Linked DNA regions of Homo sapiens: region 1 is linked to region 2. A link is an interaction called in ENCODE POLR2A ChIA-PET data of the cell type or tissue named here. Cell type or tissue: K562. All regions are shown on one strand. Each heading gives the region's core, and the rest is flanking DNA. Links, peaks and the distances in the headings are about the cores only.

The links. Peaks named below come from ENCODE experiments on the same cell type or tissue, not always from the same donor. Only the 100,000 strongest peaks of a DNase experiment are listed, where the experiment ranks them.
Region 1: POLR2A ChIA-PET joins it to region 2 with 5 read pairs; 1 of 35 experiments calls an interaction of 5 or more read pairs at or near these places.

Annotation. Positions count from the first base shown.
Region 1 is chr17:73,974,251-73,978,635 of GRCh38, forward strand. No RefSeq gene overlaps it. Among named protein-coding and RNA genes, the nearest start is that of LINC02074, 140 kb to the right of the region's middle. RefSeq lists enhancers at 1-99, 100-797. In K562, for the core only: no CTCF peak of the experiment used is centred there; a DNase peak (open chromatin) is centred at 2,641; H3K27me3 peaks cover 1,109 bases.
Region 2 is chr17:75,187,547-75,191,931 of GRCh38, forward strand. No RefSeq gene overlaps it. Among named protein-coding and RNA genes, the nearest start is that of SUMO2, 6.8 kb to the left of the region's middle. In K562, for the core only: no CTCF peak of the experiment used is centred there; a DNase peak (open chromatin) is centred at 1,830.

The DNA.
Region 1 (4,385 bases), core at 250-4,249, 1.2 Mb before region 2:
GGAACACACCCAGAGCCAGCTGCTCCCCTTCCACGCTCATTTCCTAGTCCCTTATCAGTGCTTCCTGGGATCACCTCCCCAGACAACTGCTTCTGGGGCCATCTGGCTGAGACAAACCAGCTGCCATTGCCACCTAGGGCCACCCATGCCCTGTCTACTGATGGCCCCCAGAGCCTCACAATGCCAATGCCACCTGGCTGAAGCCCCTTTGCTAATGCGGTCAGGTGGGACAAGGGGACAATCCCCTCTCCCATCCATCCCATGTCCCTTTGGCCCACAGACGGTTCTGGTGAGTGCAGGAAGCATCCCATTGCATCCCCAGCACCAGGCAGGGGGTCTTGTATGACAAACACCCTTCCTTTCCACTCTAGTCCTTCTGTGGCAGGCAGGTCTCACAGATGCAGGCTTCCATAACAACTGTTTCAGTACTGACTGAGTGGCTAAGCTAAATATTAAAAGCCAGCACCCTTACACAAAGGCTGGAATGTAACAAAGGCCCACCAGGAGTTTTGCCTAGGCCTTTCCTGGGCCTTAAAGCATGACAAGATAACAAAGGAATTCTTAACAGGACCCATTTAGGATTAAACAAGTTTTACTGGGGGTCTGAAGAAACTTGCCAAACCACTGTGACTTAGCCCGAGACAAGATAAGGGTAATCACCCCAGCACCTGGACCCATTTTAGATCAAGTAAATTTACTGAGGCTTCAGAGGAAGGTCTTCAGGACTCAGGCCTTAGGTATAGATTAAAATAAGTTAATCGCTTATGTCTTTTCTTTTTTTTTTTTTTTTTTTTTCCTGAGATGAAGTTTCGCTCTTATCATCACCCAGGCTGGAGTGCAATGGTGTGATCTCAGCTCACTGCAACCTCTGCCTCCTGGGTTCAAGCAATTCTCCTGCCTCAGCCTCCTGAGTAGCTAAGATTACAGGTGCCTGCCACCATGTGTGGCTAATTTTTGTATTTTTAGTAGAGACAGGGGTTTTACCAGGTTGGCCAGGCTGGTCTCGAACTCCTGATCTCAGGTGATCTGCCTGCCTCGGCCTCCCAAAGTACTGCAGGCATGAACCACTGCACCCAGCCAACTTACGTCTTTTTTTTTTTTTTCTTTTTTTTTTTTTGAGACGGAGTCTTGCTCTGTCACCCAGGCTGGAGTACAGTGGCACGATCTCAGCTCACTTCAACCTCCGCCTCCCGGGTTCATGCCATTCTCCTGCCTTAGCCTCCCAAGTAGCTGGAACTACAGGCACCCGCCACAACGCCTAATTTTTTTTTTTTGGAGAGATGGGGGGGTTTCACCGCGTTAGCCAGGATGGTTTCGATCTCCTGACCTCGTGATCCGCCCGCCTCGGCTTCCCAAAGTGCTGGGATTACAGGCGTGAGCCACCGCACCCAGCCCAACTTATGTCTTTAGATGAATGTACACTTATACTTAGATACATAGCTTAGAAAGTATGTAAGCTCTAGAAAACTTTGTAATTTTGAGTTCGTCTGGCAATATTTTCCAGGTCTTTTCCCTGTCACCAGTTGCAGAAATAAAAACTCTCTTCCTCCCCAGTTCATCTGCATCTCGTTATTGGGCCATGAGAAATAGCAGCCCGACCCTCAGTTTGGTCCAGGAATACCTCTTCCCAGGACTGAGGTATGATACCAGCGGGCAGCCATCTGGGAGAGCAGCCTCCCAATCCCCTGCCAAACTCTCCTCTGTCCCTGTCCTTCCCAAGAGGTCTTCTGTGAGCCCACCCAACGAAGTGATGGTTTCACTCCCACCCTGAGGTCAGCTGTCTCACAAAGCACAAGCATAGATCGCCAGGCATTCACAGAAGTCCCAGGCCCTTTGCTTGCATGTATCCAAGCCCCCCCTAGGATCCCCATGGAAGAATTTCTTAGCAGGATGAATCCTTAAAGGTCAAGTCTGGAAAGGAAAATTCTTAGATGAAATCTCTGAGAATTCTTAGAGCCCCAACAGTAGTAACAATTTCAAGAGAGTTGGTTTTATCAGAGGCCTAGAGCATGCAACAGGGCCTGGTGCTTCCAGCCAGGCCTTGAGCTGCCTGGAGCTAATCAGGAGTCAAAGAACGGTGGTGGCCTGGGAGTCAGGAGCCCTAGCCTCTGAGAAAACTGTGCAAATTTGGGTCTCTGACTCATCACCTCTCTGAGCCTCAGTTTTTTCATCTGTAAAAGGAGGGGGTTACACCAGATAATCCCTAGGGGCTCTTCTAGCTGTATGATTTTATAAAGAAAAAAAAAAAGTTCTTCTCTTTGAGGAGTCCTGAGACCTGACAAAAAAGCATTTCTAAGAAATACAGCGGAGTCTCCTCTAGGAATTTTTCAGGATTAGGGAAAGCATCAGTCAGTATCGAAAGGAGTCTATAGACAGTATCCTAGGGAGATGGAGCAGGGACAACAGGACCTGGGGTTGGGGTGGAACTTGTATCTCACTCAAATACTATCCACTGAATCTTGGAACTAAGATCAGTCATTTTCTACAAAACAGGCCCCTGGCCGGCATCCAGGACTCTGAGAACTTGGGTCGCTGCTTTTACTAATGTCCCATGAAGGGGACGCCAGGACAGCTTCCCAGTGGATGCTTCACTGCCCTCGGAGTGGGAGGAGTCCCATCCACCCACTGCTGGAAGCTGAGATAACCACCGGCTGAAGGGAAGAGTTGGCAGAACAGGAGATGGAACACCCAGCTAATGTGAAAAGAATGAATAGATTAAAAACCGCAAGCTACTTCATCAGGGCCCACACGGCAAGTTAAGCCCGCAAATATCGATGCTGAAATGTGTTGAGAAGTCTGTCCAGGAAGGCCAGGAAATCAGGACGCTCGCAAAGACCTGCTCGGAGCCACAGCCACGGCGGCCACCTCCGCTAATGCGGCTTCTGCTAATGAATGCGGCCTTCAAATCTCTCTCTCCAGGGCCCTGGGAGGACTGTTAACACCATTTGCCAGCTAAAGAGCTCAGGAAGATCCTTAAGTTTTAAAAGCACCCCTTCCATGGCTTTCCTGCCCTGGAGGACCTGGGTAATGGGAGGTGAGGAGGAGAGCCAGCTGGCACAACCCCTTCTCCTCTCCACTTGAGCTCCCGTGAGAGATGTCACCTGGCAGGGACCCAAGGAAGGCTTTAGAGTGGGGAAGAAACCCCCCACCTGCCTGCCTCCTGCCAGCACTGATATGGGAGCCAGGAGGCAGCTTGGCAGGTCGGAGTCCTGGCTGGAGACTAGGTGCTGGTGACTTTCTCTGTCTGAGCTCATTCCACCTTGGCCATCTTGGGGATTAAAAGCTGGGAAAGGTCTTAGAGATCAATCCAACTCATTTATTTTATGGTGGGCAAATAGCGAGGTCCAAAAATGCAAAGAGAGTTGCCCAAAGTTACACTGTGGGGATGAGAACAGGAAGGAGAAGTGGAGATCTGGCATAGGCTAAAACCCACACCAAGCTACACAGACTCAGCGGACCTCATGAGCGCCAAAGTGACGTGTGTCAGACATGCCTGTGTAAGACGGAAGACACAGTGCGGATTCTTGTGCCCACCCTCTGGGTATTCACCTGCTAAGGGAAGGGCACTAGCTGAAAAGTAGTGGGAGCAAACGGGGATCCCAGCCAAGAGGGAGAGGAGGGAGGAGCCTGAATGAGTGCGCATGGCCACAGAGAGAGCTGACTACAAAAGGGCAGTGGGCTTCACCTCTGTGGCACTGCACATGCTGACATGAGGTTTGGGGTCCCTTAGTGCTTCCAGCTAAGTGGTGTGGCCCCAGGAGAGTCTTTTATCTCCCTTTTCAGGAGTCCTCCTGTCAGAGGCGTTTGAACCAGAGCAACTCCATCTTGAATAGGAGCTGGGTAAAATGAAGCTGAGCCCTATTGGGCTGCATTCCCAGGAGGTTAAGGCATTCTAATCACAAGATGAGATAGGAGGTCGGCACAAGATACAGGTCATAAAGACTTTGCTGATAAAACAGGTGACAGTAAAGAAGCCCCACAAAAACCCACCAAAACCAAAATGGCAATGAGAGTGACCTCTGGTCATCCTCAGTGCTACACTCCCTCCAGCACCATGACACTTTACAAATGCCCTGACAACATCAGGAAGTTACCCTATATGGTCTAAAAAGGGGAGGTATAAATAATCCACTCCTCGTTTAGCATATTCTCAAGAAATAACCATAAAAATGGGCAACCAGCAGCCCTCAGGGCTGCTCTATGGAGCAGCCAATCTTTTATTCCTGCACTTTCTTAATAAACTTGCCTTTACTTTACTCTATGGGACTCGCCCTGAATTCTTTCTTGCATGAGATCAAGAACCCTCTCTTGGGGTCAGAATCTGGACCCCATTCCTGTAACACCCCCTTGATGCTACCAGATCACTTACGTCCATAGGCCCACAG
Region 2 (4,385 bases), core at 184-4,183:
AATTTTTTTAAAATTTTTTGTACAGATGGGGCTCTCACTATGTTCCTCAGACTGGTCTCAAACCCCTGAGCTCAAGAGATCCCCTCACCTCAGCTTCCCAAAGTGATAGGATTATAGGTGGGAGCCACTATGCCCAGCCCTGGTAATTCTTAAACACACTAAAGTTTGAGGCCGGGCACGGTAGCTCATGCCTGTAGTCCCAGCACTTTGGGAGGCCGAGGTGAGGGGATCACCTGAGCTCAGGAATTCAAGACCAGCCTGGGCAACATGGTGAAATCCCGTCTCTACTAAAAATACAAAAATTAGCCGGGCATGGTGGCGTACCCAGCTACTCCAGAGGCTGAGACAGGAGAATTGCTAGAAACCAGGAGGCAGAGGTTGCCATGAGCTGAGACTGCAGCATTGCATTCCAGCCTGGGTGACAGAGTGTGACCCTGCCTCAAAAAAAAAAAAAAAGTAATAAATAATAAAGTTTGAGAAACACAAGCCATTATAAAATAAATATAAATCAAAAGGGTCAGGCACTGTGGCTCACGCCTGGAATCCCAGCCTTTTGGGAGACCAAGGCAGGCAGATCACCTGAGGTCAGGAGTTCAAGACCAGCCTGGCCAACCTGGTGAAATCCCGTCTCTATTAAAAAGATAAAAATTAGCTGGGCATGGTAGCAGGCGCCTGTAATCCCAGCTACTCGGGAGGCTGAGGCAGGGGAATCACTTGAACCCGGGAGGCAGAGGTTGCAGTGAGCCGAAATGGTGCCACTGAACTCCAGCCTGGGTGACAACACAGCGAGACTCTGTCTCAGAATAAGTAAGTAAGTAAATAAATAAATAAAAATACAAAAATTAGCTGGGCATCATGGCGGCTACCTGTAGTCCCAGCTACTCAGGAGGCTGAGGCAGGAAAATCGCTTGAACCCGGGAGGCAGAGGTTGCAGTGAGCCAAGATTGTGCCATTGCACTCCAGCCTGGGCGACAGTGCAAGACTCTGTCTCAAAAAATATAAAATAAAATAAAAAATAAACCAAAAGAAGTTTCTGATACTCCCTGGTTCCTCACTAATCATCTGCTTCACAGGATATGACCTATGCGCCCTTTGAGAACTAATCCAAATTAACCACTCTATAGCCTTGTTTCTCATCCTGAAGCCTCTGCTTTGGTCATATTCAATCACTTGGGGTTCCTAAATGTTCTCTCTCAACTCCAAGCTTTTGTACGTTGTAGGCGTTCGAGGATTCACTGAATGAATGAATGAATGAATGAATTGAAACTATCAGCTGGTTGCAGTGGCTCATGTCTGTAATTCCAGCACTTTGGGAGGACAAGGTGAGAGGATTACTTGAGCCCAGGAGATTATGGCTGCAATAAGCTATGATTGTGCCCCTGCACTCCAGCCTGGGTGACAGAGTGAGACCCTACCTCAAAAAACAACAAAAATAACCTATTACTGGGCCAGGTGCGATGGCTCACGCCTGTAATCCCAGCACTTTGGGATGGCGAGGAGGGTGGATCACCTGAGGCCAGGAGTTCCAAGATCAGCCTGGCCAACAGGCAAAACCCTGTCTCTACTAAAAATACAAAAATTAGCTGGGCATGGCGGTGCATGCCTGTAATTCCAGCTACTTGGGAGGCTGAGACAGGAGAATCGCTTGAACTCGGGAGGTGGAGGTTGCAGTGAGCCGAGATTGTGCCACTGCACTCCAGCCTAGGTGACAGAGCAAGACCCTGTCTCAAAAACAAAACAAAACAAAACAAAAAAACCCCATTACTATGTGTAAGATACTATGACACTGGAGATACCAAGAAGGGGAGACAAAATCTCTGACTCATATAACTTATGATTGGGGGAGGAGGAAATACACAAGAAGTGAAAGAGAAAGAGAACCAACAATTGTTGAGTACCTGCCACCTATCAAGCACTAAGTGGGACATTACTAATGTTAGCTCATTTTCCTCTTACACAAATGATTGCAAGCAGGTGTAGTAGTTATTTGCTACTCTCAAAGGGGTTAAGTAAACATGCTATCACATAGCTAGAAAGTAGTGTTAACTGAGCTCCTGCTGTGTGCTAGGGAAAAGACAAAGAGATACTGGCCGGGCACAGTGGCTCATACCTGTAATCCCAGCACTTTGGGAGGCTGAGACAGGCAGATCACCTGAGGTCAGGAGTTCAAGACCAGCCTGGCCAACATGGTGAAACCCGGTCTCTACTAAAAATACAAAAAACAGCTGGGCGTGGCAGCAGGCGCCTGTAATCCCAGCTACTCGGGAGGCTGAGGCAGGACAATCACTTGAACCTGGGAGGCAGAGGTTGCTGTGAGCCGAGATTGCACCACTGCACTCCAGCCTGGGCGAGAGGAGCAAGACTCTGTCTCAAAAGAAAAAAAAACCCAAAAAAAACTACCTGACAACCTATTACACTAAATTACAAAATCACCTTCAGGCAAAGGAGGAATTTGTATAAGATGCTTGTTCGGCCGGGGGCGGTGGCTCACGCCTGTAATCCCAGCACTTTGGGAGGCCAAGGTGGGAGAATCACGAGGTCAGGAGTTCGAGACCAGTCTGGCCAACATGGTGAAACCCCATCTCTACCAAAAATACAAAAAATTAGGTGGGCGCGGTGGCAGGCGCCTGTAATCCCAGCTACTTGGGAGGCTGAGGCAGGAAAATCACTTGAACCCAGGAGGCGGAGGTTGTGGTGAGCTGTGATCCTGCACTGCACTCCAGCCTGGGCGACAGAGTGAGACTCCATCTCAAAATAATAATAATAATAATAATAATAATAATAATAATAATGCTGCATGTTCAAGGCCGGGCTCAGTGACTCACTTCTGTAATCCCAGCACTTTGGGAGGCTGAGGCAGGTGGATCACCTGAGGTCAGGAGTTCGAGACCAGCCTGGACAATATAGTGAAACCCCATCTCTACTAAAAATACAAAAATTATCCGGGCGTGGTGGCGCACGCCTATAATCCCAGCTGCTCAGGAGGCTGAGGCAGGAGAATTGCTTGAACCTGGGAGATGAAGGATGCAGTGAGCTGCGATCACACCATTGCACTCCTGCCTGGGCAACAAGAGCGAAACTTCATCTAAAAAAATAAGAAAAACAATAGCTGGGCACAGTGGCTCACGCCTGTAATCCCAGAACTTTGGGAGGCCGAGGCAGGTGGATCACCTGAGGTAAGGACTTCAAGACCAACCTTGTCAACATGGTGAAACCTCGTCTCTATTAAATATACAAAAACTAGCTGGGTGTGGTGGTGGGCGCCTGTGATCCCAGCTACTTGGGAGGCTGAGGCAGCAGAATCATTTGAACTTGGGAGGCAGAGGTTGCAGTGAGCTGAGATCACTCCACTGCCCTCCAGCCTGGGCAACAAGAGAAAAACTTCGTCTCAAAAAAAAAAAAAAATACATGTTCAAATGTCTGAGCAATATGTATTCCAAGGGCACATTGAAATTCTGGGAGCTGGGTCTAGGCAATGTACTGAAATTATATTCTGAAAATCCTTTTGCAATTTCCAGGAAAAAATTGTGAAGAGATAGAAATTTCCTATTAATATTCTCCCTCCATCTTTTTTTTTTTTTTTTTTTTTGAGATGGAGTCTTGCTCTGTAGCCAGGCTGGAGTGCAGTGGCGTGATTTCGCCTCACTGCAACCTCCACCTCCCAGGTTCAAGCGATTCTCCTGCCTCAGCCTCCCGAGTAGCTGGGACCACAGGAGCGAGCCACCACGCTCAGCTAATTTTTTATTTTTAGTAGAGATGGGGTTTCACCATGTTGGCCAGTATGGTCTCGATCTCTTGACCCTGTGATCCGCCCACCTCAGCCACCCAAAGTGCTGGGATTACAGGCGTGAGCCACTGCACCTCTCCTTCCATCATTTTTATAGGGGTGGGAGGAAACGGATAGCTGTGCACTGAAAAAGGATGCTTTGGAAAAAGAAAGTGGGTCTGGGCACACTGGCTCACCCTTGAATTCCCAGCACTTTGGCAGGCCTGGCAGGCTGAGTTGGGTGGTTCGAGACCAGCCTAGGCAACAGGGTGAAAACTCGTCTCTATCAAAAATACCAAAAATCAGCCAGGCATAGTGGTGCTTGCCTGTGGTCGGAGCTACTCAAGAAGCTGAGATGGGAGGATCACTTGAGCCCAGGAAGCAAAGGCTGCAGTGAGCTGTGAGCTGTGATCACACTACTGCTCTCCAGCCTGGATGACGTAATGAGGCCCCATCTCAAAAAAAAAAAAAAAGGAAAAGAAAAAGAAAGTGGACTAGGAGACGGTGGCTCATATGCTCATATCAGTAATCCCAGCACCTTGGGAGGCCAAGGCACAAGGATCACTTGAGGCCAAGAGTTCAAGACCAGCCTGGGCAACATAGCAAGACCTTTGTCTCT